Regions from separate parts of the Mus musculus genome. Here regions 1, 2 and 3 are each linked to region 4. Evidence: chromatin loops called from intact Hi-C (ENCODE). Cell type or tissue: heart. All regions are shown on one strand. Links, peaks and the distances in the headings refer to the core of each region. The heading gives the core; the rest is flanking DNA. Region 1 overlaps Slco3a1 (solute carrier organic anion transporter family, member 3a1). Region 2 has its middle 16 kb from the start of 0610006L08Rik. Region 3 has its middle 67 kb from the start of Gm39037. Region 4 holds the start of Slco3a1 (solute carrier organic anion transporter family, member 3a1).

Evidence for each region. Peaks named below come from ENCODE experiments on the same cell type or tissue, not always from the same donor. Only the 100,000 strongest peaks of a DNase experiment are listed, where the experiment ranks them.
Region 1: a loop joins it to region 4, with 3 times the contacts of the local background. A loop is called at or near these places in 3 of 42 quality-filtered maps.
Region 2: a loop joins it to region 4, with 2.4 times the contacts of the local background. A loop is called at or near these places in 5 of 42 quality-filtered maps.
Region 3: a loop joins it to region 4, with 2.5 times the contacts of the local background. A loop is called at or near these places in 15 of 42 quality-filtered maps.

What each region holds. Positions count from the first base shown.
Region 1 is chr7:74,454,747-74,462,138 of GRCm38, reverse strand. The region is part of intron 2 of Slco3a1 (solute carrier organic anion transporter family, member 3a1); the gene reads left to right. Among named protein-coding and RNA genes, the nearest start is that of Slco3a1, 96 kb to the left of the region's middle. In heart, for the core only: no CTCF peak of the experiment used is centred there; DNase peaks (open chromatin) are centred at 2,168, 3,568, 4,318 and 4,598; H3K27ac peaks cover 1,668 bases.
Region 2 is chr7:74,866,301-74,873,692 of GRCm38, reverse strand. No RefSeq gene overlaps it. Among named protein-coding and RNA genes, the nearest start is that of 0610006L08Rik, 16 kb to the right of the region's middle. In heart, for the core only: a CTCF peak has its summit at 4,061; no DNase peak of the experiment used is centred there.
Region 3 is chr7:74,689,277-74,696,668 of GRCm38, reverse strand. No RefSeq gene overlaps it. Among named protein-coding and RNA genes, the nearest start is that of Gm39037, 67 kb to the right of the region's middle. In heart, for the core only: a CTCF peak has its summit at 3,522; a DNase peak (open chromatin) is centred at 3,438; H3K27me3 peaks cover 240 bases.
Region 4 is chr7:74,550,834-74,558,225 of GRCm38, reverse strand. It overlaps Slco3a1 (solute carrier organic anion transporter family, member 3a1), which reads left to right and starts at 3,446. Exons shown (of 10, transcript NM_023908.2): 1 at 3,446-3,815. The coding sequence starts at 3,636. In heart, for the core only: CTCF peaks have their summits at 2,611 (motif pointing left), 3,066 (motif pointing left), 3,769 and 3,975; DNase peaks (open chromatin) are centred at 2,585, 3,375 and 3,945; H3K4me3 peaks cover 3,807 bases; H3K27ac peaks cover 2,788 bases.

The sequences.
Region 1 (7,392 bases), core at 981-5,980, 96 kb after region 4:
CCGCAGGAAATGATCTGAACCCACTTTAGAAATGGATCGATTATTTGGTCCAGGTTCTGTTTTATTTTCCTAGATCCTGGTGGCTATCATGTATCACGTCGTCAGACATTCTTTTACTTATCAGATATTCAAAAGCAAGTTTAGGGCTGTGCTGCTGACTACAGTGGCGGGCGGGGAGACTAGGGCATGGTGGTAGGGATGAAGACTTTGGTCCCTTTCTCTAGCACTCTCTCAGATCTCAGATCTATATTCTCCCTGCTTCTTTGCTTATAAGGATCAAGGCCAGTTCTCATGAGCACAGTCACAGGCAGGGTTATGGGAAGGGGAGCTCCCCCACTCTTCTCTCACAGTTGCAAAGTGGTTTGGAATACCTGCATCTTCTTTCCCTCCCCATTGGCTTACCTGGACAGATGCTTTAAGCATTTTCTCCAGTCAGTCCTGTTTAATCACTGTATGAAGTATCCAGGCCAGCACTCACTGCCAGCCCATAAAGTGCAATGCAGGACTCATTTCTTAGAGGAAGTAACCCCAGGGGTCCAACAGAGGAGACAGTGTGCCTGGCTTTGAGCACAGCATCAGAGCCTAGGAAACCTGTTCTGCATGGAGAAAGCAGCAAGGCAGGGTGGAGTTTGTCTGGCCTCTTAGCTTGGTACTTTCTATTTCTGCAAACTTTGTCTTGGGTAGGCTCTGTTATGCTGTGCTTGGATGGTTACAGAGACTGGGAGTCTTAGTGTAGTCTATTAGGATTCCCCCGCCCCCTGTTTTCTACTTGGTCCAGAGAGGTTGTGACCAGAACACTCTGTCTGATCATGCTTGCTCTCTAGGTAAGAGTAAAAGGGCTCTGCAAACCACCATAATGAATAATCACACCAAATCTGGATACTGCAGAGGAAATTTTGACTGCTGACAGGAAGTGTGGAGAAGCTGGAGGTGAAGATGAGTGGAGATGAGGAGCCCTCAGCTTTCTGTCCCAGTGGTGCCAGTCAATTCTCCACAAGGGCACACAGTACAGAGCAGACAAGTAAGCTCAGCATAAGCTCATACATGTGCACACACTACCAAAACCATTAAGTTTTAATTTTTTTTCTGTGTCCTGTCCAGAGGCACCAAATTAATTGTGGGCACCCATAGGGCAACCTTGATTACCCGGGCCTGTGTGCTTGATACATAGTATGTCTTGCACATAGAATCATCTTTCTCCTTCTTCCTCCCAGAGGATCTGGCAAATCCCTGGTGCTCCATGTAGAGTCAGCCCCAGATTCCCAACTTCTAGGCCTTCTCTGCTCTACTCCATGTATATGCAAAGCTCATGTCAAGTGCCAATTAGGCTAGTAGCATCCTCATCCTTCATTGCTGCTTAGGGCTCTGCATCAGTGCCACATGCACCTGTCACCCCACCTCCGAGAAGGGATGTCACCTCCCCAGAAGTTTATACCTAACCCTCAGGGTGTGTGTGTGTGTGTGTGTGTGTGTGTGTGTGTGTGTGTGAGAGAGAGAGAGAGAGAGAGAGAGAGAGAGAGAGAGAGAGAGAGAGAGAAAGGAGATAGGAGAGAGAGAAGGAAGAGGGTGGAGGAAGGAAGAGGAGCAGACAGAATCCTTACATAGGTATACGCATAGGCACATATAGTCTATCCTATTATCCATAGAGTCCATACCTACAAATTTGTCCAACAGCTATAATACAGATGGATGGAATGGTGGAATTTTTTTCTACTTTCCTCTTGCTCATGTTGTCAGCTGAGGTCAAATAAGGCAACATTCTGCCTTCTCGCTGCAGCATGTTATAAACACATGTCGTTTCTGTGGTCTATCTAATGTCTCATTTGCCCCACATTTGTGAGTGATTTTTGCTATTTAACATGGCCCTCAAGCATTGTGCTAAAATGCCCATGTGTCATTTCCAGGTACAAAGTAATATGCGATGTATGGGAAAAGTATACATGCCAGACGTGCGGGATAGCTCTGTTGGCCTGCATCTCAATGCTAATGACTAGCATTGTCAGTCAAGAGGCCAACTTTTTATATTTATTTATATTTTAAGGATTGATGTCATAAGACACTCATGACCAAAGCTTACAGGAATGTGGCTGGCAATTCCCCAAGGAACAGTGATCCAGGATTTGCCAAGCCAGTTTCTGTGATGACTTTACAGAGCCATATTTACCTTAACTTCCTCACAGGATGAGTGCTGACTACACAAACCAACGAAGGAGCAAGTTTTCCATATCTGAGAGCACTTGGTTGAAACCATGTAGCATGGTCATCAATGTTTAGTGTGTTCTCACACAGGCTGCTGTGCCACATTGGCAGGTAAATGTGAGAGTTGGTCTAAAGTAATGGTGCTGTCCAGGAGAAGGAGGAAGCTGTGAGCTGGCCACAGAGCTGGAGACAGTGTTTCTAATGGAGAAACTTAGTACCTCAGAGGGCACGTGGGGACGTCCAGTTTCCATTGGGCTGCTTGTTACAGTGTGGTTGGAAGGTAGGAACATTCCTACCAGAACCTGGTGGTTAAAGGTGGGGAGTGTGACTTAGCATCCTACAGTGTACAGGACCCATGACCTAGGTAACGCTAGAATTGAGACTCCCTGGTTAAGATGGAAGCAGCTTCTAGAAAGGTCTGTCTGCTAGCCATCTGGGGTCACAGCCCAGGGTGCCTGTAGACAAGCCAACGGACAAGGGAATGTTATGACAGCCATGAATAACTGTTTTTACTGTGGGTTCCGGGTACATTTCCTGTGCTGGAAAATTCCACAGTATGTCTAGAAACATCAGCAAAGGTGTTTCCTCTGGCCTGTCATCACTCCGAGCTCCAGGCTGACTTTTTATTGTAAACTTTCTCTATGAAACCAGATGCGTTCTGTCTAGGAGTTAAGTCCTCACAGGATAGCAGGCATAGATAGGTAGCAACGAGTGTCAGCATCCCTGAGCCTGAGAGGTCAGGCTGGGAGCCCAGAGCTTTTGAAGACTCAAGTCAAGAGATAGCTCTCATGGTTCAGTGTGAGTGTGGGGCTTCTGCAGGCTTCCCTGATCCTGGCCCTGGTTCTGGCTCTCAGCTTGGAGCCTGAATTTCTGCCCTTGCTTCTCTCTCTCCTTGTTGTGCAATCTCAGACAATTCCCTTCGTTTCTGTTTTGCGCTGTTACATTTGAGAAGGGAGTAAGTCTTTCTGCATCCTAGATGATTTATCAGATTAAATGATCTCATGCAAACAGTGCCTGGAAAGGAACCTGGACCGCAGTAGATACAGTCTTAGCTGGGGCTGGCTTCCGTTCCCATTTAAGGAAGTCAGTGGAAAAGAACGTAGGAGAGAGGGCCCTGGTCTGGAGTCGAGATTATGAACTGGCAGCCAGCTAGGCTGCAGTTGACTGGCAGGTGTGCATGCTTTTAAATTTGTGCTCCAATGCCTTTGCAAGCATGGTCCATAGCCCATTTTCTACACCACCACTCTATCAAAAGCCAGTTCTGCCTTACACATGCAGTATCCTCTGCTCTTGGCTCCCTGAACAGAAGGGCAGAGGACACAGGAAGTTGTGGTAAACAGAGAGAGGAGAAAGGGATGCTATTTCAGGATTAGCCTCACAGTGAGCCAGCTGTCGCCACACAAACTTGGGTGTGCCTGCTGTTCATTAAAGCGCTTGGGACTTCTCAAGGGCTGGACCCAGCCTAGGAGTTCGGTGGCCATCAGCTTCCATTTCATAAGTCTTAGTAGCAACAAGGACCCTTTCTGGGAACCTTGAGGATGTGTTTGTAGGCTTCTGAGATCCAGCACTCTTCTCAGCATCTGTGGCTGCATCTCAAAGGAGCCACATGGCTTCCCATTCCTTCACCCATTGCTTGCTTTTTCTCCCTCAACATCAGCTTGCACCCCATACCTCTAAGCCTGGGCATTCCCGAAAAGACAGGAGTGTAAAATCAATGCATTACACTCACCCTTTCATTCCTACCAATTTCCGGTTATTATGTTCTGAAGGTGTAGAGTCTGTGCTTCTGCACAGGCTGAGTAATTTATTACATAATCATTTTTCCATGAGTATTTCTTCCTAGCTTTTTCATTTCTCTATTGATTTTTAAACTGCAATCAACACGGCCATTTGTGTTTAGATTCTTTATTACATTTATTTAGTGTGCGTGTGTATGAGTGTGTAAGTGCTTGCGTATGTGCACGCACAAGCATATTTACATATATGTGTACCACGATGTAAGTGTGGAAGTTAGAGGACAACCCTCATGAGTCAGTCCTATCCTTCTACGCTGTAGGTCTCAGAATTGAACTCAAGCTGTCAAACTTGGCAGCGAGTCCCTGCACTCACTGAGTCATCTCACCAGCCCTTTGTTCAATTCTTAACTCCAATAATGGCATCTCCTTCTGCATCTTCTAGCATACTGGGATTTGCCCATGGTAGGCTTCTTGATTTAGAGAGTGGGCATATGGCTTTGAATAGTGTCCCAGTTAACACATTTGACGGGTACATTTTCTGGGTTTAGAGTCTGAGGTTTTGATGTTTCTTCATATCTCAGTAATCAGTTTCCCCTGGAGAAAACATGTTTGCCCTGGCTCATTCCTTCCTTTAATTATGCAACTGTTGTCTCTTGGCTTAGACGAAGCAGTGGCCTCAGGCCAGCCTAGCCTAGGCTTCCCTGAGGGGAGTTGACTTGTCCCTTGGCCCACTGCTCTGACCCCAAGCATATCCAGGTGTGTGTGCCCACCATTTGTTGTTTGTCCATCTTTGAAGGAAGTTGCTGCTCTGCCTGCTTCAGACCTGGCTTTGCAGAGGCTCCTTCCTATTTGCCAGTATCCTACGCTCTTCTCCTGCTCTGCCACGGTAGAATGGGCCAATCAGAAACTCTCTTACCTCTGCCCCCTCTCTCCCTTCACTTTTGCAGTTTGATTAATTGAAAGGCCCTCTGTTTCTATGCTCCTGTGACTTGCAATGTCCTCCTGACAACCTGCCTCAGTATGTGTGTACTGGTGTAGCATCCCAGTAGGCAGCTGCTGTTTTCTGTAGCTGCTCTCCTCAGCCATAGCAGAGCAGCTTGTCAGTACGTACCTAGACATCCCTGCCTTTGGCATTGCTGGCCTGTCTCTTCTCTATGTCATTGTTTAAGCATTTCTTCTGAGACATTCTCTGGGCCCTCCTTTCTTGGACACATCTCAAGGGCTTGCCTTTCCACTCCCATCTCTCCCCTCTCCTTTGGAATGCTTCTACTATGCCTCGGCTCTAGGCATCTCTGTCATTTGCTGCCTTTGACCAGCCTTTGCTGAAAACTCTTCCCTGGTCCCACTTGCAAACATAGATCAAATTTTCCTCTTCCATACATGTCCTTAACAATCTGGTGCTGAAACTGATGTTGGATATGCCTTCCTGAAGGTTTGTCATAAGGATTAAATGGAGAAAAATATGAAGCTCCTGTCATCCAGTAAGTGTCCCATTGCAACCTAGCCATCAGTGGAGTGGTACCCTGACTAGTGTTTTACTAGTGTTTCTAATGTACACAACTTCAAGACTTGGGGACAGATGCCATGTTTGATGGCTTTTCTCCCTCTACCCATCAAAGCAGTATGTCTGACATACCATAGAAATTTTAAACTGACTGTAAGGAAATAATGGGGTTAAAAGTGGATTTCAACAGTAGATCTTTAAAAGCCTGAGTTTAGATTCACCCAAGCCAGGATCGATGAACTGATATTTACTTCAGAGGACTGAAAATAGGTGTTTAAGCCAAGCCTTAACATGAGCGTGCATAGAAGCCCTCTTTCATATCAGTCAAAGGGTAGAAAGAACCCAAAGGCCCATCACTGGATGAGAGGATAAACACAAGATGTTATAACCACACAATGGCATGGTATAAGCCATACAAAAGGCAACAATTCTGATACTTGCTACAACATGGATAAACCTTAAAGACATTATAACCAAGAGACTGAAACCTGAAGAGGCCACATGCCGCACGATGCTAGTCATAGGAAATGGCCAGCATAAGAAACTTCATATTCACAGAATGCTGAATACTAAGGTTGCTAGGACCTAGGAAGAGGGGGTATGGGAGTGACTGTTTAATAGATTCAGGACATTCTTATCATGGCGTTCTTAATCATAATACTTGCTCATCATAGGAATAAAAAAGTCATGAGACAAATTTTATGCACATTTTATAATAGTTTAAAAAAAGAATTATGGCTCAGTGGTTAAACCACCATGTGTTGTGCAAGAAAGAGGATAGAGTTTTATCCCCAGAACTCTCATCAGTGCTTGCTGTGTGAGTGTAAGATCCTGCTATGTAATTCCAGCCTCAAAAGGCAGAGACACAGATCCCCAGAGCAAGTGAGATTGGCCCTAAGTGTAGAATTGATTAAGATCGATCAATAGATTGATTGGCTAGGCTGGATTAAGAGACCCTATCTATCTTGTTCGTAAGTTGGAAGGGCAATCAAGGAAGGGCCCCAGTGTCAGTCATGGGCTTCCACTTGCATGCACACATATGAGTGTGCACATGCACTTAAGCACATGTAGTCATGCACATGTGAACATAATCCATACATGTATGCATACCACACCACAAGCACATGTAAAGAAAGAAAAATGGGTAAAGGGCCTCATGAAAAATGGATGGGTAGATGGATGGGTGGGTGGATGGGTGGATGGATGGATGGACAGAAAGATGGGGGAGGATTGATGATAGAAGAATGGATGGATTTTATGATACCGTCTGTAGTGTACGGTCAATTAAACAATTCCTTGTTGTCACCTTGCAGTAGACAAGCAACAAGGTCCACCTGCATGGTTTTAACTCAAATTGATGACCTCGGGCCATGTCCAGTAGTCCATTGAGAGGAGCAAAGAAGTTATTTAAATAGATCACAGTTTATCTTTGGTGTAGTAACTTACAAGTGGTATCTCCTGCTAGCTCAAGAAAATGCTAGTTTGCTCAGTAAATTTGGAGTTATTAGGAAAGGAAATAAATGTCAAGGCTGTACTTTAGTAAATAACATGGAATTCTGGCACTGCAATAAACAACAGAGAGAGTGTATAGGTCAACTGCAATTAAGTATTATTTATTGTTATAATGACATAGGTCAATGCTGATCTCAGTGGACTCTTAAGAGACACAGAATGTAGCCTTTATCTTGGTCACTATTGCGTCCCTAAACCTGAGAGGCAAGGCACAGAGTAGCATTCAGCAAGCCCTCCATATTGATTCAGACATTGGTGAACCAAACATCAGTCAAAACTTAACCTATACATCAGTTTCTAGGGAGATTTCCTTACCTGCATATGCAGACAGTTCTGCCAACTCTGCCTTCGGTTGCTGCTGATAAAGGTGGATTTTTCATATTCACAGTTCCGGTAATTTAGTTCTTTCTTCCATGAACTAAAAAGTCTTTTATTCTTTAG
Region 2 (7,392 bases), core at 1,284-6,283, 320 kb before region 4:
AGGAAGTTCCCCAGGACACTGGAGTGGGAGTGTGGCAGAAGAGCAGAACAGAGTCTGCAGGCAAGCCACAAGGGTGTTGTTGCAGTTACCAAGTCCCAGGTAATGTCACTTTCCTTCCCAGCAGAGCCTTAGAGGTCTGCTCTGCTCCTTCATAGCAGAGGGTAATAAAGCACCTAGGAGACCACTCCAGCCTTTTGACAGTTGGTTCTCTGGAGCCTTTAGGAAGACAATGGCTTCCAGTTAATTACATATCTTCCCTCCCACACCATGCCACCTTTGGGCTTTCCACTTCTGTCTTCTGGGCAGCTCTGGGGTGGGGAGATCTGTTCTTTGGAGGTTGCTTTGTGTATTTGAGGGCACTAGAATAGATCTCAGTACTACATGCCTTCTGAAAGTAAGCAGTCTATCAGCCAAACTATATCCATGGCCACTGCTTTGCCTGAAACAAGAGAGCCATGCTCCCGGATATTCATGGGAGCATGTTATTACTGACTATAAGGGTTATGCCTGAAGATCCAAACTCTCACTACAGGTCTCAAAAGAGTAGTTGGAAGGTGCAGAGTTTTGGAGATAAAAACACATCCAAGCCTGGAGAGGGCTGAACAGAAATACTCAGAGGAACTTGTGAATCCAGAAGAGAGGCTCATTGCAAGAAAATGAGCACAGCCAGCTCATTGAAAACTTCTACTTTTGTGCATGTTACAGATTTCCATAAGAACCTGAAAAAGTTATTATCGATATTCCATGGGGTATAAGCTATTCTGTTCTGAAAACTTGTTTCTAATTCAGCTGTTGACTTGATATGGAACTTATGTCATGTGATGGTAGAACCTCAGGTCCCCGCTGAAGATACTTACGGTGATGCTCAGTACCATGTGCTCCTAATGAAATGCACAGGAGAGCATCAGGGAGGCGGAACATGTATCTATACCACTAGCTTCTGAGTTTGCCTTTGATGTTTTAGGGAAGTGGTTCCCAGCCTGTGGGTCATGATCCTTGGGTTCAAACAACCCTTTCCTAGGGATTATCTAAGACCATTGGATAACGCAGACATTTACATTATGATTCATAACAGTAGCGAAACTACAGTTATGAAATAGCACTGAAGTAATCTTATGTTTTGGGGTCACCAAACTGTCTTAGAGGGCCTCAGCAGTTGGAAGGTTGAGGATTCACTGCTCTAGGGAAAGCAGCTGTTTTCAGAGAAGATTTGGGTTCAGTGATTCTCTGTCAAAGCCATGGTCACTTTGCAACTTTACATGGGTGGCTGACTGCTGGAGCATATGCACAGGTGGAAGGCATTTGTCTTTTAATGATCAAGGGTTTGCTGTGGCCGCTTTTGCTCTGAAATGACATTCACTTGTCAGGGCTTTTAAAGCACAGGTTTCCTGGCAGATCTGTAGCCTCATCTTAACCCTTTATTCCTCCCAGTAAGAGTTCCATCTAGCTTATGAAATATTCAGAGTGAACCTGAGTCTTTTTAAGATTTTTGTGTTGTTTTGTTTTTTTAAAATATAGTAGGGCACCAGAAAATGAAAGTTTAGTGATCTTATTCCTAGCACAACGGTCTCTTTGCTTTTCTGTGTTCGTCTTTGGTTTACTATGAAAACTCCTTCCAAGACCTTTCACATGGCTGCCCCACGAGTCTCTCTGAACCCACTTGTAAGGACTTCTTTCTCATGTGTAGGTTTTTCATTATCTCATCAGCTTAAGATTCTACCACCGAGGTAGCACACCTAGTTGGTCACTCACTGAAAACCTGTCCGTCTCAAGCAACCCCATACGTACTCTATGCAATTAGCTTCAAGATCTCAAGTCATTTGGTAAGCTTCTCTCTGAAGATTTCCACTGAGCTGGATGCCCTTCCCCGAGTGGGCTCATGACTCACATCAGCCCTATTAGCAAATGTGGATGGCTTTCTCTAATTAAATCTATTCTTTCATCTGAGCAGCATGGCATTTTCAGTCGTGCTATTATCTGATTCTGTGCTCATAATGACACTTGGCCTTCTATGTAGTTGATATTCAGGAAGACAGTGTGACAGCCCCAAAGTCAGTGCTGTGCTGTGCCTCCCATGGGGCTTGGGACCTACAATGGTGATGCTTGGAGATTATGTAGAGCCTCTAAGAAGTTGGGCTTAATGGGAGTTTTTAGGGCAGGGGGTATTATTTTAGAAAAGAGTTCTGGTTTGACTTTGTGAGACGATTTGCCAGAAAAGCCCAAGGCAGTCTTTTGTTTGCTCATGTTGAGATGTGAGATATGATCCTACAAGTTTCTGAAATTCTATGAGGTATTTTGTTTGTTTGTTTGTTTTGTTTTTAAGACAAGGTTTTATACTACATTCATACATAGCTTCAGGAATAGTCTTTGGTACTAGAGTACCAAAAGAATAAACACAGGACTGGCATATTCAGAAACAAAGAGAGCTGGGATCAGGTCCTCTGGGCTTCCTGCTGGAGAAACCTCAACATCCTGGGAGTTCAGCATATTTATTGTATAGAGTTGAACAGAGAAGGAGGTTAGTTCATATAACAGGACATGGAAGTGGGGTTATTATATACTGTCTTAGTTTGCATTTTATTGCTGTGAAAAGACACCATGACCAAGACAACTCTTATAAAGGTAAACATGTAATTGAAACAAAACAAACAACCTCAAAACATAAACATTTAAGGCAATAACCTGAAACTTCAAACTTCTCTCACAAATAATCAGCACTGTCAATGGAGCTCAGCATGAACTTCCTGTGACTTCCTGTGTGACTTTCAGCTGGACATGGTGGCCTAATCAGAGATCAGAAGAGCCACTTCCAAGATGTTGGACCAAATTAAAAGTTGATGCTGGTTTTGATTTGGGCATTCAATCAAATCTGGGCACTAGGAGATTGGTGTTTTCTTTCTACATAGCTCTCTCTCTCTCTCTCTCTCTCTCTCTCTCTCTCTCTCTCTCTCTCTCTCTCCCTCTGTGTGTGTGTGTGTGTTTGTGTGTGTGTGTGTGTGTGTGTGTATGTGTGTTTGTTTTGCCCAGACTCCCTGAAAGCCGAGTGGGAACTTCAAAGCAGAAGTAAGCCAGCAAGTAGCAAGGACTTTTTACAACTCGGTCTTATAAGTTATGCTGTATCCCTCATTCTGGACTCTATTCCTGAAAGAAGTTGCAAAGATCCATGTCAATCCACCTTTACCACTCACTGACTCACCTCTTCCAAGTTACAAGAAGTCACTGGAGTCCTTATCTGCAAAATAAACTCAATAATAGTATCTCCTTCCTAAGGCTATCTTGAAAGCTTTATAGGTATGCTTCCTATATAGTAAGCAAGTTAATTATTACCTCATCTCATCAGGTTTCTGTATTAACTGTTTTTACAAAATCCTATTCATTTCAAATTTGCAGGAGGAGGTGAAGATCTGAGAGGTCTCTGGCTTATCCACAGGACAGTCACAGAAACTGAGATTTACCTCATATCTTTTCTTAGTCCAAGCATGAGTCTGTAACTGACCCCGTTTCTGCCTTGACTGCTGTCACACCACAAGATAGAGACTAAGACCAGTAAACCAGAGCATATCAGGACTGAAGAGCATAATGAAAAGCTCAGGGTTTCCTCCAGGAGGGACAGTAGAGAGAGGACCTTTCTGTGACAGTCACATCATATGGAAGCTTAGGGAAAGAATGATAACAGGAAACTGAGGCGGGCCTATCAGATGAAGGTTGAAAACAGAGACAATTAAACAATTAAAAGGTGAGCTAGGTTTACATCAGGTGCTTTACAAACAGGACCATGGTGTCTTAAAGGCATTTTTAATTATAATTCCAGAAGAAGACTCTGAAATTCATACAAGAGAAACACGTTTCAGAAGGTCAACATCAAGTAACTTTGTCTACTAGTGAGGCTGGTGATCATCCATTGTATCAGCTAGGGGAGGGAGCTGAGGGGGATGAACGTGCCTTCTCACTGAATTGCCTTCTCCTCAACAGTTGTCAAGGATGCGGGTGGGAGGATGGGTGAAACGTCAAGCATCCATCACTAGCTAGCTGGGGGTCACTATCAAGAATGGTGGGTGATTGGCCACTAGGGTGTCCCAGAAGCCTGAGAGATACCTTCCTGAACTAATATTCATAGCTATGATGTAAAGTCACATCTATGACCCCATTCTGCCTAACATTTCTTGGCATTACAATTCCAGAGAGCATTTTGTAGTCTTCTGATGCTTAGATAAGCCGGTTCTTATAGCTGCCACACTCGCTGAGAGTTGGAGACAGCGAAGAACTACATTTAGTTCTATTTATAAAGTAGAATTTTTCTTCTCCTGGCTATTTTTAAAATGCATGTGACATCTCTATCAGCCATAGACATCTATGGATTGTTACACAAGATATATAAAAGCCAACCAAAATGTTAAGGGACTTTTTCCATTTCATTCCAGAGGAAAATACAGTTCAGAGACTGGGCAGCCTTAAGCCTAGGCTCCACTGACAAGCTTTCAGTTCAGTTGGCGATTGTCTCAATGGAAAATACAGCTGTCCCTTGTTTTCTACAGAAGATTGTCTCCAGGGATGAGTACTGAAACCAGAATCCATAGATGCTCAATTGCCCTGCATGAAAAAACATGGTATTTGCACATAACCATGCTCTTCCTCCTGGACAACTTAAATTATCTGCAGCTTATTTACAATATGAACATAATACAAACATGATGAAAATGGCTGTTGTATAGCATAGGTTAGGTTTATACATTATAAATTATATGGCTAGGAGAAGATGACAATTAAAATGTCCACTCATATTCAGTATAGGTACATTTTTTCCCAAATACTTTTTAATCTATGGTTGGTTGAATCTAGAGAGGAAGAACTTGTAGTTGTGGAGGGTTAACAATAATTTGGAACAGAATTTAAAGTAAGGGAAGAAGAGAGAGAGGATAATATTTCTTCTAACCTAATGGTAAGAGGCTATTTGTGGAGAGAAACATGCTTTAAAAATAGAGTCACCTGTTTCTACTGCATATTCTAATTCTGAAGTAAAAGGTGTCCCTTTGGATTTTCAAAGGGGAGGGGATAGGGGAAATGCTGGTTACCATAGGAATGAAATATGTTCTTCCAATCAGAGCATTGTGAATTCAAGTGAAAACTTGGGATGAAGAGAAGGTGAATTCTTCCAAGTGAACAATCTACTGTCCTTCAAAAATCTGCTACTCAACTTGAAAGAACGAAATGCTCAGTGATACATATGCATTTGAGAATGATGAATTTCACCATCCTTTTCATGTGCTTGTTAGATAGCCACTAGAGATATTGAGCTAATCTATTCAAAACTCACCTTCTACACTAATTTAAAGTTAATTTCCATCCTTTCACTCATGCTTCAGAAACGACTGGGGAACTGTGGTTTTTGAAGCCATGCATGAAAACCTTCTGATTATGTTTCTTTGAAATACCTGATGGCAAGACGTTAAGATTTAGAATTAGACAAGAAAACAGTTGGATCTACTCTACTACTGGATTGTCTGAAAGTAACTAGTCATTCAGGTTTCTGAGATAAAGCTAAAGCAATACAGATTCCCTAGGGTTAAATAGTATTCTGTGTTTAAAAGCTTGTAGATCCTGATCCATAGCAGGGCAAGCGTTTTTTGTAGCTGTCACATTTGGTCTGGATGCTAGGCTTCTTATCTTCTCAATTTGATTAGCATTGCATATTCAGAGATTAAATCTCCTGAATTTGAATTACACACACCATTAGATATCAAATTACAATAATGTTAACATGCACACACACCCAAAATTTAAGATGAAAGTTTATGCTTTCTTTAACAAAAGGTCCCAGTATGTGGAGCACAAGACTAGTGATGGCATCAGGTGACCAGGCTTGCATGCAATGAATACAGAGCAGCTGTGAGTAGGCAGCTGGAACCTGAACCACTGGTGGGGCCACTCTTACTTCTTGCCTAGTGGGACACTTTTATTTCCCTATTTTCTATTTAACTGAAGCAAATAAGTACATATTTCAACCGAAAATAATTTATCAACAAGGCACCAGAACCTTTACTTGTTCTGCTTATTAATGTTACAGGTGCTTATGGAGCCGCCTAACCAGTATTTCCCATTCCTATTTGAAGCTTTGGTTTTTTCATCAGAATAAATAAGGATTGGAGCTGCACTGATGCCGCTCTCCGAGTCCCATTAGGTAACTAAGCTGTGTGTTACTGTGCGTTATAATCTAGATCTGAAATGTCCCTCACAACATGTTTTGAAAGCGTGTTCCCTATCTGGTAGCATGAGTTGTGATTCCATGGAACATTCAGTAGTTGGGATCTAACTACAGGAAGTAGTTACTTGGGGTGGGATTTTGAAGGCAATGTCTGACCTAGGTTCCACTGTGCTCATGGGTCTCCAGGTTGCATTCTGCTGATGGGTCCACCATGATATGACGAACCTCAGCAGCACACACTCACTCTGATGAAAGTAGGCTGTCCTGATAGGCTTTTTTTCTCCACTTTTTTTCTCCTTGGAGCAATCCGTCTGAAACTGTGAGCTGAAGTCAATCTTTCCTCCCTTGTTTCTGTCAGGTACTGGGCCATCGAGCGGAAGTTAACTCACTCAAAAATGTAGTAGTAGCATGTGGCTCTTCATGATGGTCAGTTTGTGAATTTCAACACTGGCCTTAGCAATTCATTTGAAATTTCAAGTTCATCAGAATGACTTTCTAGTCTCTTTATAACTGTCATCTGATGATAGGCTACTTTATATAATAATACACTTCTAGTCTTTGTTTTTCTCATGAGGAAGGAATAAGAAATGATAATTCTAAGGTATGTTCAGTAGGAACAGACAAACCACTAACTAAGACTTGGAAATAATAAGAAAAGTACTGAAGTTTTATGATTATAAATAAATTTCAATTTTTTTCACAGCTTGGGATAGAATGTAAACCCTTTTGCCTGCCAGGCAAGTGTTACAGGACTAGGCTACACCGTGGAGCTCTAAGTTAAATAGTCAATAATGAGGTTCAATATGCAGAGTATTGTTCCCATATTCATCCACAGATACGTGTAAACACCCTTATTTTATTATTATTTTAAATAATTATTTTATAATTAAAATATATTATTTCCCTTTCTGTTTCCTTTATCTAAACCTCCCATATACCCCACTTTCTTTCTCAAATTCATAGCATCTTTTCCTTTAACTGGTGTGTGTGTGTGTGTGTGTGTGTGTGTGTGTGTGTGTGAGAGAGAGAGACTGGATAACCAATTAGAGGGACCCTTCTCTGGAAGATTATTTCTCATGCTCTCAGCATTCCTTAGTAGCCCATAGTTCTTTGTCTAGAGCTGAGGCCCTATGACGTTTCCCCTCTTTGGTGGGGCTGTGTGTGTTCATATTCAGTCAGGCAGTATGAAG
Region 3 (7,392 bases), core at 819-5,818, 140 kb before region 4:
TGCGTATAAATAGTGGCCATTCTTAAATTGTCCCCCAATGTGGTTGTTCCAATAAAAAGGAGCACCATAGGCTTATAGGGAGTAGCTGTATTAGAAGGTGTGGCCTTGTTAGAGCAAGTCTGTTACTAGAGGTTGCCTTTGAATCCAAACCCAGGGTTTCTCTTTCTGCTGCCTGATGATTCATATGCAGAGCTCGAGGCTCCTTCTCTAGCATCACATCTGCCTGCATGCTGTTATGTTTTCCGCCATGGTGACTATGGACTAAACCTCTGAACTGCCTAAGTCAGCATTAGTTAACTGTCTTCTATAAGAATGCCCATGGCCATGGTGTCTCCTCCCAGCAATAAAATCCTAATTAAGACCCAACAAAGGTCCAGATGGTGAGTCCTACTCATCTCCAAACACCAGTTCATCTAATTCCTCTTAGGAAAGTCTGCTGTGCCCATGCTGAGTAGGGCACACCTTTCCCTGACCTCTGTGGCACTCTGTGCTTCCCTATGATAAGGGTGCCTGTTTATCCTGATTGGAGAATCAGAAGCAAATAGCAATAGCCAGACACTAGATTTTGCCACTTGCCCTGGCTCCTCACTTCATTTGGTATTGACAGCTTTGCATGCTGAACCTTGACTCTGAGCCTGGCCACACATGAAACTTACTTTGGCCAATTCATTAAGCTAAAATATCATTAACAAACTTTATTTAAAGTCATGGGAATTGCAGTTGGGAAACATGGGCTCGGGTATGGCTGGATGAGTGGTCCAACAATGTTTAAAGGCTGCAGGGCCATTGAAGGGACAAAGATAAAAGAAGTCCCACAAGTTACATAGAAGAGGTGGCTAGTGCAGAAAAGCTATTCTCATGCTAGGCCATATATCATTATCGATCCTGGGTTATACATGACTGATTGACAGGGAGAGCTGTAGGTAAAGAATGTATTTGTGACAGTTACAGCTGTCATTAAAAATATTGGTGGCCTTCCCATACTTAGTCCAATCCAAACACTCCATCCCTGGGTACAGGTCAAAGGTTTATTTCTTCAGGTAGCAATGTGATAATTCCTTATGTCCTGATTCCCTCCAGGACTCTTATATTTTAAAATGCTCTATAACTGTTGTTTTTCATTACAGTTTCATTTTGGATTTCACAAAAAATGAAAATGAAAGCAACAAGAAATGGCTCTAAACCCAGACCTTAAGGGGCCTTGCATGGTTTAGTCACCCTCTCACTCTCATGCTATCTCTGTAAGAAGAGCAGACCCAGGCTAGCCCAATGATCCTAGAAGTAGTTTTCTAATTAGAAGGAGAAAAGCTGCCCTGCCCTGCCCTGCCCTGCCCCGCCTTGCTGCGGATGCATATGCAGTCACAGTTCATAGTTGTGTTAGCTCTTTTTGCTTTCAAGCTGTTAGCTCCACAAGAATAATCAGTTAACATAATCCAAAGCAGACAAAGAAGGCTTCTTGGAGATCCTGTTATGAGCAGCTGAAGTTTAGCATTCATAACAGTCTCAATGACTGCCCTACAGTTCCCTACTTTTCAGAAGTAACCGTGTCTCAACTGTTTTACCTCAATGGACCACATAGAGCAGTAAGTACAGCCTATGGGGGAAAGATGGTGTGTAGCACGTTAGCCTTGTTATGAGAGGCAGACACAGCGATCACTATCCAGACTTGAAAAATAGGCAAAACTATTCAGATACATATAGCCCAAGAATCAAAGTCAGCAGTCATCCTCAAACTCATGCTTGTTATGATGCATTTAACTATAGCCAACTTATGGAATCAGCTTAGGAGCCCACTAACTAATGAATGAATATATGATATGATATGATATGATATGATATATATATATATATATATATATATATATATAGTTTTGTTTATTCAGAAGAATAATACCATTTGTCACTTGAAAGAATATGGATGGAGCCAGAGATCATTATGTTCAACTGTTTGTCTGTGGAATCAAGGGAAGAAAGGACAGGAAAGCAGAAGAGGGGTAACAAGACATGGGAGGTAAAGGGGGGAGAGGCAACGAGGGGTCATAGAGAGAGTGAATATGATCCAATTACTTTATAAGTATGCTTGCAAGTGACGAAAAACAGCCTCTTATTTTGCATGATTCATCTATGCTAATAAGAAGCTGACGGAAACTAGCAGAACTTGAAGCTAGGTACAGGTTGTTTCAGCATCACCAGGACTTGGAATTTCTCTAGGAGATTTTGTGTCCAGGTGTGACTTGGTCGATGGACAGTTGCAGCCCTAGCAGTCACACAGCTGCTGTGTTCAACAGTGTCTCTAGTGGTTTCTTGTCACCTTCAGAGTGAGTATCAAATGCTTCCAGTGGATCCGAAAGCTGCCTGCCTGCCCACCTCCAGCTTCAGAGATGGTCCTACCACTACTTTCAGCAACTGAGGGCTGTCCTTGCCTAGAATGTTCTCCTTGTCACTTGGCAAGACCCTACTTACTTTTCAGAGGCCACCATACATGTGCCACTTATTTTCTGCATATTTTCCATTCTTTAGCTACTTCTTTCCTCTCACACACCTCTACAGAGGTAATGCTCCTGCGAGTACCGCTTACACTGCTTCCTTTCCTGTTAAATTATGAACTCTCCCAAGTAGGTTTTATGTTTCCCAAACTGCCACACCCTTTAGCATTTGATGCAGGAGCCTGGCCCCCTCCTCAGGAGGTGTCTAGTAGATGTAGCTATTGAGATTCAGTTGCTAGGATACCTTCCAAGAGGATACAGTTTTGCTTTGTTTTTTCTTCACTGAAGGAGGTATTGTCATGAGGAAAGATGCCCTCCTAAGGTTTTGTTGATAACTACTGGATGCAAAGGCAGAGACTTGGATATTTCAAATGCTTTTCAGAAAGGAGGTCAGTTGGATATTACAGAAGATCCTGAGATTAAAAAAAAATAGGCTTTAAAATCCCAAATAAGTAAGATGACTCAATTCCCACCAAACACACAACACCTTAACAGATTCGTGCTTTAAGCAGACCACTTACACAGAGCCAATTCCTCCTGGACTGTGTCAGGCCTTCACGGGTTCATCTCCTTCAGACACGGGCAATGCTTTGTTTTTCTTCTCAGAATTGTGCCTCACTTCTCAAACATCACCCCTTAAGCATGACACCCCTTGAGAAGATGAAGCACATTTTATTACTGCTGTTGTTTGGTTCGTTTGTTTCCTAAGCTGGTAGAAGGGTCCATTTCAGATTAGGCAGAGGTGGGGGCACTCTCTGTCTCTAAGCTCCACTTCTGGGCCGCATTGTCACTGGTGTCTAAGGGTGGCCTCACACCACTTCTGAAATGCTGACTAGGTAGATTCCCTGCAAATCGTTCCTGACTTGGTGTCCTGATAGGCACTGCCTAAAAAGACGAGGGAGACAGAAAGGAGGTTATAGATGGGAGAGGCACTTCCTCTTTGTGTCCCATTTCCTTCTGGCTCTTGGCAGCCTCCATGGCTTTTGTTTTCTCACCCAGACAATGACAGTAGCACCTTCCTGTGGCAACACTTGAGTCCAGCTTTTCAACACTGCAGAGAGCTGCACTCCAAGTCTTTTGAGTTTCAATTCCATAGGATTCCCTCTCTGAGTCTCTAAGTTTAGAACCTTTCAACTCTGTCCCTTTTGTGCTTCAGTTTTAGAAGGGGTTGCTTCTTTTAGAGTTGTGGTCCTACAAAGCCTTATGACTGTCTAATTTCCTTATTTATCTGTATAGGAATTTTATATTTAGATAACAATCCTTGTTATTAAATAGCTGGTTTGATTTTCTCAACTGTAGCCTGGCTGATCCTGGCCACATTTGAAGACATTCCAGCTATCTAGTCCCTCCTAGAGCTTCCTATGGCGGTGGTGTTTGTTCAGATATTTGGTTGTTAGGCTCCATGCTGATCTGATCCCTAGACTGTCCTGTTGCTTCTGTCTACCCTTCCCGTGGTATCTTTCTCTCCTCAAAGAATTTTACTCTTCTAGAAGCTGGAAAGTCCATGATTAAGATCCTTTGGGGTTTCATGTCTGTAAATGTTATCCTGCTCCCTACATTAATAGGTTCCTTCTTCCTAGATCATGACAGCACAGACAGAGTCATCTCTATGTTGTCACTTCCTATAAGGACATTCTTATAAGATACTCACCTCCACTTTCACAAGGTCATTCATTCCTGTATTTTGCCATGATATGGCTTTCAATGTCTTTCTAAATATTTTGATATGCTGAAAGCCTGATGCTCAGCATGATAGCATTGGAAGGTGGTGGATCTTTAAAGGACACTCTTAGGATTGCCTTAGAGAAAACTCTGGTACTGCTCAGTGGAGAGTGGTTAATTCTCATGAGAGCATTGTTAAGAGGGCCCAACCTGGACCCCACCCAAGTCTTTGTTTCCTGTTTAGAATACAATTGTTCACACCTACCCTTGCCTGCATACTACCATCAGCTGAGGCAGCCAAAGAGTTTAAGCCATGACATTGGTTTTCTGGGACCAAAAGCACTGAACATAATGAACTTCTTTGCTTCACAAAGCTAACCTTTCTTGGTCTCTTGTTAGCAATAAAAGGTGGTCTCATCCTATTCCCAAAGGCCTCATTTCCAAATATCATTCCATCAGGAGCTTCAATATATAAGCATGAAAAGGGGACACAGTTCAATCCATAGCCCGAGTCACACTCTAGCCCTTCATACGGTGATCAGGAGAATCCCGTGCTCCGAAGCCCAACAGCCAGCCACGTGTGAGCAGTAGTTCTCAGGCCAGCCTTCTGCTCTAGACTCACTTCAGATCTTCCAGACTTCCCAACCTATGCTGGATCCTCTGGCTCTCAGGGGCAGGGGCACCTGGTCCTGTTCTGTAACCTGTGCCTATTTCTACTGTGTTCCAATAGTTCAACTGTGAATCTCTAAGGAGCCATGCAGAATGCAGAGTGCCACGCCACATTAGTTTCATCCTATAGTTAAAATAGACATGAGTAATATCAAGAGATAGAGTAAAAGTGCAATACGGTACTCAAAACTGATGAATTGGGGGCATTTTCAAATAATGTGTTTACTTCCATTTATAATGGCTTTGTCGAAAACATCCTGATGACAGAGTTAGCTCTCACTATTCACTAACTGTTTGCCCTGTGGAATCTGGCCTGAGACATAGCCACAGAGTGACTCTACTCTGCTGTACACCACAAGACCCCGAGTCTATGCAGAATAAGCACAACATAGAAGACATTTCCCTGAAGTCAAGTGTAACTGGAGTTGTTGGTCTCATCCAAGACCCTAGCCTCACATTACAGAAGGAGAGTGATACCCAGGAATAGTTCAAAATACAAAGTGCAGCCATCCCTGAACTACACAGAAACCAGCTTTCTACTATCAAAAGGAGGCCAAGCCCATTCCTTCCTGCTTTGGTACATAAGGGCTGGGGGGATCCCTTATGAAGCCTTTATGAACCTGACTTTAAAACAGAGGGCAAATTAGAGAAAGGCAGAGGCTAGGCACTATTTGAAGTAGTAGAGGTTTCTGTGCTGGTCACTGTTCTAGGCACGAGTTATGCTTGACTACTTAGCAGTTTTCTCATCTGAAAGCTGTAAGTTCTCCCCAAGTCTCATGGGGGTCAGCTAATCTTTAAGTAAAACCTACTCTTGCAAAAATCCTCCATGTGTTGACCCTTCCAAAAACTCCAAACCAGAAAGCACATCTCAAGCCCCAATGCATTGCACACACCCTCAACCCACTTTTCAGTGGCTCAGAACCACCTACTGAGCTGACCTCAAAGCTCAGGATGTGTGTGTGGTGGGCAAGGGGGGGGGGGACCTTTTCAGTTGTTTTTCTGCCTGCCTTCTCTGAGTTTAAGAACAGTGAAGACTTAGCTGCTGTAAAGCAAGAGAAAATTTTAGACAAACAAATGAAGGTATTACTTGTATACTGGCATCCATGAATGGCTGAGATGAGAAATATTAACTACACAACAGCCAAAAATAATGAAGGCTCAGACACTGGACTCCCAACTGCATTAAATGTCTTCCCCCCAATTTTTATATTGACTAGGCACTAACTTGAGAATCTCTAGTGTTTCACCCAAAACCACAAAGTGGGAGGTTTTTCTTTTTAACCAGATCTAACACTTGAATATGATATTGGGTTTTAAGCCAGAATTAATTTCAGAAACAAATTCATTGCTGACTTAGCAAATCAGTTGAGATTTACTAATGACTAGCACTTTTAGATGACACAGACAAGAGGCTGGTTTAAGTGATAAATACTCATTTCACAAATCAATACAGATGCCTATGAAGTGCTTAAGGAGACACACCAATGGCTAAGACAGGCTCTGAAGCCACCCAGTGTGACGTCAGAGCCTCTTAACTGAGTTTTCTAGAAACCCAAAACTGTAACAAAGAATCTTTTAAAAATATTTGAAACTATGCATAATATGTATGTATACATAAACAGTTACATGTACTATTTGTAGTTTTAGGTAAATATAAAGTGATATGATTCCCTGTGGCTATTTCAGATATCCTTTGTGTTAAATCATCTCTTTCCTCCCTCTTCTGTATTGTCCTTCATGCCCCATCTCAACTAGAGCAGCACCCTGTTTTCTCATATTCCTCTTCATACCATTGTAAATATGTTCTAGCCTGCTATCCTTCTATCCAGAGCTCCCCTAGCCAGGGTTCCTTTATACTTTCCTGGTTTGTGTTATATATTCAATTCTGAATAGTTGAGCGAGTGACTGCCGATGAGAGACAGTATGCTGCATTTGCTGTGTTGGTCTGGGTTGCCACACTCAGTGTTATATTTTCTTATTCCCTCTCTTCTCCTGCAAATTCAATGGTTTTAGGTTTCTGTTTTCAACATGTTTTAATCAGAACAGACTTACACCACTTTTCTCCCTCCCTTTCCTTCCTTCAGCCCCTCCCAGATACCCTCCCTCAAACTCTCCCCATGTTCACGCCCTGACACACACTTTCAAGTTGACAGCCTCTCTTTCTCTGATTGTTATTGTTAAATACATGCTTATGTGCATGCACAAATGTATGTATATTAATACAACCTGATCGGTTGACTTCTCTTGGTGGTATGTGTATATTTTCAAGATAGATAATTCTGAATTGGACAACCAATATAGCGGGCCACACCATTGTAGAGTAGAGGCTACCTCTCCTTCACCTAGAGTCATTAGTCACCTGTAGTTCTTTGTCTCAGACCCTGCAACATATCTCCCTACAGCTGAACAGTGTTCCACAGTGCGCATGCACCATCTTCTCATGAAGAATAGTTAGATTTTTTTTTTCCTATTTCCTGGCTATTGTGAGTAAGAGCAGCAATGAACGCTGCTGAGAAATATCTGTGGAATAGGATGTCGGGTCCTTTTGGGTATATGATGAGGAGTGGTACAGTAG
Region 4 (7,392 bases), core at 1,172-6,171:
AATCCAAAAGAAGTGCAAGGTCTCTGTGGACACTGACCACTGACCCATTCCTAAATTTACTACTAACCACTAGGGGATAGGTAGACCAAAAACAACCTCAGGTGGCCCCTGGAATGTTTCCAGTTTCTCTATGGCAATATAAAGGCCATCTTGTTGAGGAAATGCCCTGGGACTGTAGGCTCTGATTTTCTTACTCTCCAAGTCACTGTGGACTGTCTATTTCTAACAGTGGTGTGTGTGTGGGGGGGGGGGGTGACCCTGGCATCGGGAGAGCTAAGCCCCTGGTCTGGATCTTCCTTTCTCCTTTCTCTTCTCATTCAGTCCCCTATCAATTCCTGCTAGACCGTGCAGGTTCCATCCTTGGCCACAAAGCCACTTGTCACTTTTTCTCAAGGTATTAGCTGTCAAAGAACCACTTGATAAGCTTCTTTGGTGAGTTGTGCAAACAGACCCAATAGTGGCTAGTTTTCTCCTGCTTCCTTTGTGTGTCGGGGATGGCAAAATGGAAGTACTTCTTGCCCACAAACCTATCCCATCACCCTAGAGCCACAGTTTTGACTAAGACAAGTAAAGGAGGAAGGGCATTGAACTAAGTGCTCAAAATTCCTTCTTCCACACTGTAAGCCTGCAGCTAGCCTGGTGGATTCCTAAATCTTCTGATGCATTATGGCACTCATACTCAGCTACTATTAATGACAGGAAGAACAGACATGCATAATCTAGAACCCTACCTCTGACAGCATTTATGCCTAATTTATTTAAAGATAGTTCATGTTATAAATCTAAAATAAAGTCAAGTTGCCTTCCCCTGAGTCTACATGAGGCAAAGTGATTTGAAGCAGAGAGCCCGGGCTGAGACAGAAGTCCTGTTCCAATTTGGTGTGTGACTTTGGGCTAGCTACTACATCTCTCTGAATTTCTGCCTTTAAGGAGAACGGTGTGACTCTCACCTTCCTGGTAGGACTGCAGGATGAAACAGTAGACATTTTGTTGGCTCTGCCAACCTTGACTGAGTGAGTGGGTGGCATGGGTCAAGTTAGTTCCCCTTCCTAGATCTCAGTTTTCTCCCTGAACAAGGCTAAGTGCACCATCTAGTTTAGAAGGTTGCTGTGGGGTTATGGTAAGGTGCTGCTCTATACTGAGGGCTTGGTCAAGGCAAGCACAAAATGAACATCGGTATTTGTGTGATTGCAGGGTATGTAAATGAGTCTCAAAGACTAACACACCCCGATATTTCAACCTTCAGCCTTGTGACTCATTCAGAGGGAGATTCCCCCTGTCTTCCAGCTCACCAAAGGAATCAGGGTTAGTGAGGAGGGACTATGTAAGGGCAGAGTCATGAGAAAGATCAAGAACAAGAAGCAAAAGATCCAAAGAAGGTTGGCAATGCATACCCAGAGGTGGCAGAGATGGGAAAGGTACAGCCAAACAGTAAGGATTTCAGCCATGGTGTAATAGAGCCACACACGAGCCCAGAGACAAGTGTGCCCCCCCCCCCCTTTTTGGCTACCAGACTATTGAATTAACAGTCCTGAAGGAATTGGAATTCCTCTACCAATCTCAAGCTGCCAGAAGATCAAGGTGCCAGCCACAGGAGGAGCTTGTCTTCCAGGAAGGTAGTTGGCAGAGCTAGTTGACAATTTGTCAGACCACCCATAGCAGACTGGAGCCCAGATGTTGATGGGTTAATGATGGGCAAGACTGTACCTTGACCTGGACTACTTAGTGATTCATATCCTTTTGTACCTAAAGCTCATGCAGAACATGGAAGAATCAGTTAGAGAGTGGGGAGATCACTAGACCTGTCTATTTGTTCTTCTTCCCAATGGAGCCACAATGAATAATCTTTCTTCTCTTCTTTTGTTACTTGCTCCTTCAGTTGGCATTCCGAAGACAGGGGGCTGAGCCTAGCTTCTTAGGGCTGCCAGGACACAGGCTTTGACCCTAACAACTCCAGGATACAATACCACTGGTAGAGAAGAACACTGTAGAGAGTGATGCCAGAGAGTAATTTAGGCCGAAGGTACCCCAGACAAGGGGAGGCACATTGAAAACCACACCAAGACTAGGTGAGGTCATGTCTGGAAGACAGATGGATGAAGCAATTTATATTTAAATGGTAAGGCAAACAACACACCCCCACTGTGCCACCGTCTATTCTTACTCAATTTCTCTGGAAGAAAGTAGAAATTATGGCCGGTGCTAATTGCTATGCACTATTGAATGTAAGCCTTGGCATTGGGATATAGGCCCTTGGGAAAGCAAGGAAAAGTTCTCCAAATAGGCTTTGGCTTCTCCATCACTAACGTGGACAACAATGCTAGGTATTTTCTGTTCGTATCCACTTTTCTCTTAGCTTCCAAACGCTGCTGCCTGAATCAGTACATCCTATCAGAGGCGCCTTGTGGACCAAAATCCTAGGGAATGCTGGGGAGCAAGGGGCGGAGGACTGATGACAATTGGCTCTGCTGCATGCTGACCTTCAGGCCAAGCCAGGGAGGGCCACAATAGTCAGGAGAGGGGTGGGGACACAGCAGGCTTGTGGCTCATCCCTTCCTGAACTCCAACCGCAGGCCGCTGGAGAACTAAACAAGGCCCTCTGCTGGGGTCCTTGTGATCTGCAGTTGCCTGTACTTGGAGGCTGGGGGAAGATGTGAGACTCCCTGAAGCTCTAACTTCCCTTCTCAGAGGTTCTGTTTCTTTCTCCCATTTTCGGGGAATGGGCGGTTTAGATATGTCCAGTAGCCACTGAATGCAGGAGCAGAGGCTGGCAAACCAAAGGAGCCAATGGCAGCTCCTATCTCGGCATCTTCCAGAGCCCCAGAGCACAACGTCTGTCCTTAGAAATCCCTAAACCAAGCCGAATACAGCTCCTGCGATACTCTCTTTATGAAAATTGCTTCTTCTCTCCGGCCTTAGCAGTCCGGTACCCGCACTAGAAGTAGGGTGCCTGGATACTCCCATCTCTGCACCTCATTGCTAGTCCTAGTACCACCCAGTTTCCGCCTTGGTGCCCTGGGCCCCACAATGCCTCCTAGTGGCCGGGTAGCACCTTCCTCGCTCAGCCTCCTACCCCACCAGGACTCCTGGATTTTGCAGTTTCGCTGGGTAGTTAGACCCCGCCGGCCTTGACCATCAGCAAGCCCTTAGTGCCCCAAGCAGGTCCCCTCGTGCCTCCCAGGGACGCACCCGCAGCCAGTAGCGGCGCAGCCCGGGGCTCAAGGCGGCGATCAGGCCCCGGCCCGGGCTTGGGGCGCTAGGGGTGAAGGCAAGCGAAGCCGGCGGGCCAGGGGAAGCCGGTGAAGGCAACGGCGAGAGTCCGAGAGAGGCTAGGCGGCGGCAGCAGCGGGCGACGCGAGGAGTCCCTGTGATTGGCACAGCCCGAGCCGGAGGAGGCGGCGAAGGGAGGGCGGAGGAGGAGGAGGAGGAGAAGGAGGAGGAGGAGGAAGGGAGCTAGCGCGGCGGCAGCGAGGAGCGGAGCCTTCAACCTCTCTAGCCGCGGCAGGACGGGGGCGGCCGCCGCGGGCCCGGGGCGGGGACAGTACGCAGCCTCGCGGCACGCACCCCCGCCCGGCAACGGCCACGACACCCGGGGCGAGCGGGAAAGCGGCGGCGGCGGCGGCGGCGGGGGAAGGATGCAGGGAAAGAAGCCGGGCGGCTCGTCGGGCGGCGGCCGGAGCGGCGAGCTGCAGGGGGACGAGGCGCAGAGGAACAAGAAGAAGAAAAAGAAGGTGTCCTGCTTCTCCAACATCAAGATCTTCCTGGTGTCTGAGTGCGCCTTGATGCTGGCGCAGGGTACGGTGGGCGCCTACCTGGTGAGTCCGGGTGCCAACTCTGCGGCGGACCCCCTTCCCTGCCGGCGCTTCTCGGGCTTGCCGCCTGGCACCGGGAAGGGGCCTCGCCGGCTCCGGGGGCAGGCGGGCATGACCTCGGCCCGGCACGGAGGTTGGCGACTGGTGCAGAGGCGGCCGCCGGGGGAGCTGCCGGCCGGAGCTCGGAGCGGGCGGGACCGTGGATGCCGGCAGCTCGCGCGCCGGGCAGGGGCTAGGGAAGGGGTGCCTGAAAGGAGATGCCGCAGGCAGGTGGGCATGAAACTGTTTCTTCTCCCCTCTTGAAAACGGAGCCATATGGCGAGTTCAGGGAGCCTCCTCAGAGACTGGAAGGCATCGCGGTTCAGGTGACCTGCACATGGGAGGAAAAGCCAGTTAGCATCCTGCGTCCTCTACTCTCCGTTTCATCCGCCCGGTGAACGAATCATTATGCATCTTTTTTCCCCCTGGCTCTTTCTCCATCCACCAATTGCTGGGGGAATTTAAAAGGCGCCCGAGTGTGGCCCTGAGCTCAGCGGTAACTGCAGGGGGACTAGTCCCACCCAGATCCCAATAGCCATCTTTCTGTGGAGGGATAAAGTTATAGTACCTGGAGAGCAGCTGCGAGTTTCTGTAGTTCTACCTTAATTCCCCATCATGGTCGCTCGCCCACACGGGGAGTGGATCATCTGTACAATATGTATTTGCTTTATTTGTCTCCAGAAAGGGATTATTGATGCCCAAAGGCCCATGGACACCTACTATGCCCAGGGAATCCACTTGTAAGGATTACCAAGTACCTACTTTGTCGCTTTCTTCTGTCTTGCTCAGGTGGTCCGCACTTGAGTTTCAGACAGTGCACTTCCAGACCTATTCTGTCTACCCAGGAAAAGATGTCTTCGAGTGGATAGTGTTAAATCATTACTTGGCTATTGACCTGAAACTGGAATCAAATGTCATAGATTTTAAGTGTTAGTGAGCACATTTGATGGAGATCGAATTGGACAAGATTTCAAAAGCGGTTGGATAACCACATCCAGAGATAGAGCTATGTGTATCCTGATGCTATCATGAATCCCTCATTCCTGGCCCAGGGTTAAAGTTAATGAGGGCCAGACGCTGAGTAGCCAGAACTCTCAACAGTTTCCCAAGGCTCCTACAGGCTAATAAGATGAAGGGACATAGCGCTTGGTTAAAGATAGTTATGTGGTGACTTGGAAGTGGGGGTGGGGCTCTACAGAGTCAATTCTGTTCCTGGGGTGACTGAACTGTAGAGCATTTGAGAAATCGTATGCATTTTTGTCACCCTTTCCCAGATAAACAGTTTTTAACTCCCCATTTCTGTCTTGTGTATAATATTGTCCCTGAACCCTGGGGCCAAAAGAACATTTGAGTATTCTGTTTTCCCAAACGTATTCCTTTTCTCTGTGGTTGTCATACTAAGCTGTAGACTGTGGCCTTTGCTTGGTGAGGATGATGATGTTTGGAGAAGCAGCTTTTTTAAAGAAGAGATTTGACTGTTAAAACACTTAGAAGTTACATGTGTCTCTAGAGGCAAATGCACATTCCTACTGATAAGTGTGACTCCGTACCGAAGCATATGCAAACTAAATTATATCTAAGCAGGTCTTCGTGTAAAAAGAGGCAGTTTATTCGATCAACAGCTGGCTCCTGTTTAACAGCTTCTTTGCCTTACACCAGGCTCCATTAAGGGTGTGGTATTCACATGTGGCAAAAACAGCAAGGCTGGACTTCATCATCCCAGGAATGATGAACATCTGAGATTAGGAGTTTGCACTTCTAGTGGCTTAGGGTTTTAGAAGGAAGTGAAGAAGAGCCTTAAGCAGAGGAGTAGCCTTTGTTCTTTTAGAAAGTTAAAAGGCTTCCATTGTGTCTGGCCTTGGGAGGTGAGGGGTCACCGTGCATCGCAGGACAAGGATAGGACAGGAGGCATTCTATCCACCAGCTGGTGGTATCTGGTCACTTCTGTCTGTCCGTGATGGAAAGTCTGATGCGTTGGGGGTGGGTACTGGGTAACGGGAGCCAACAGGTGCCCTGCAGAAAGCTGATGGGGGCCCAGAGAGAGAGGACAGGCTTAGGACATCGAATTAATTTTGATGACTAGCAGTGCAAAGAGAAGGTTCTCAGGGACCCTGCTCTGCCCTGTGCCACGGAGGGGAGGTCCCTTTACTCTAAGAACCACACAGGAAGAATGGTGGCTGAGGTGGATTGGCCCAATCAGCTTGCCACAGGTTTTGATCTTCTGGGTCTGTTTAGAGGCTTCCCATCCTCTGTCCTTTGGCAGGTAGGAAAAAGTTTTACTGTTCTTAAAGCCACAGGAGCCTATTCTGTGGATATTTGGGGAATTAAGTTATTATTGAGGGAGAGGCAGATTCCTTCCTTTTAAAATTCCACTGGGTCTGTTGCAGGACACCTGAGACCCTGTGTCTGCAGATGAACACAGGTGGTCCATGGGTAGATACCCGTCTTTTCAGTGGGAATCAGCATGCGCTGCTGGGAATGTATTTTCAGGTATCTGATGAAGGGCTGGCTATGGCTCATTGCCAACAGGGCTCCCTTTCTCAGCCAAGAGGATGACTGCACATATGACGCCAGGACCATTATTTCCTATTTGGTTTCACAAGTCTATGCAGCTACCGTGTGTGTGTGTGTGTGTGTGTGTGTGTGTGTGTGATCTCCTTGTGTGCCTTTTCATTTTTAAGTATTGGTGTCATTCCATCTTTGTCGTCCGTCCTGCAAAGACAGGTTTCTCATTGTCCTTAATGTGTCCTCAGCGACATTGGTCTATGTTTCCCAACTGCAGAAGTGAGGCAGGAAGTGGCTGGTGACTTGAGAAGCTGCTCTGAAAAGTAGGACTTCTGTGTGTGTGCACGTACATACGTGTGTGTGTGTGTGTGTGTGTGTGTGTGTGTGTGTGTGTTTGTGCTTGAGCACCCTGAGTGGGGATGGCAGTTAAAGAAGAGTAAGAGAGAGGGAGGGTTGGAGGGGAGAGGGGAAGAGGGAGGGAGGAAGGGAGGTAGGGAGAAAGAGAGAGACAGACAGAGAGAGAGAGAGAGACAGAGAGAGAGAGAGAGGTTGGTTTTTCTTAACCTGCCTGGGGAGGAAACTCAAAAGAGCTGTATATAACAAGGCACACTAGTCTGAGAATCTGCCACTTTTTACTTGGGTCCCAAGGTCTTTCCAGCAAGTGAAGAAGTGGGTCCTGGCATCTAGATCTTGGTGGGACAATACAGTAATCTAGGTGCCAGCCTGTGTAGCCAGGGACTCTGAAATCAGCACTTAGAACAATATTATGTTGCAGCATAATAAACAACTTGGTGGCGATGATGATGATGATGGTGGTGGTGATGATGATGATGGTGGTGGTAGTGGTGATGATGATGATGTTGATTTTGCCTAAGAAGAGGTCCACTGAATTTAGTGGTCATTGTGCTTCTTATTGCCCCCCCCCCCCCCCCGAGACAGGACCATGTGTACTTCCGGTACCGGGGTGTTTGCTTTCAGAGGCTCCAGCTTGTATTTGCAGGATTTATGGAGACTTTATCTGTGCATCATGGAGGCT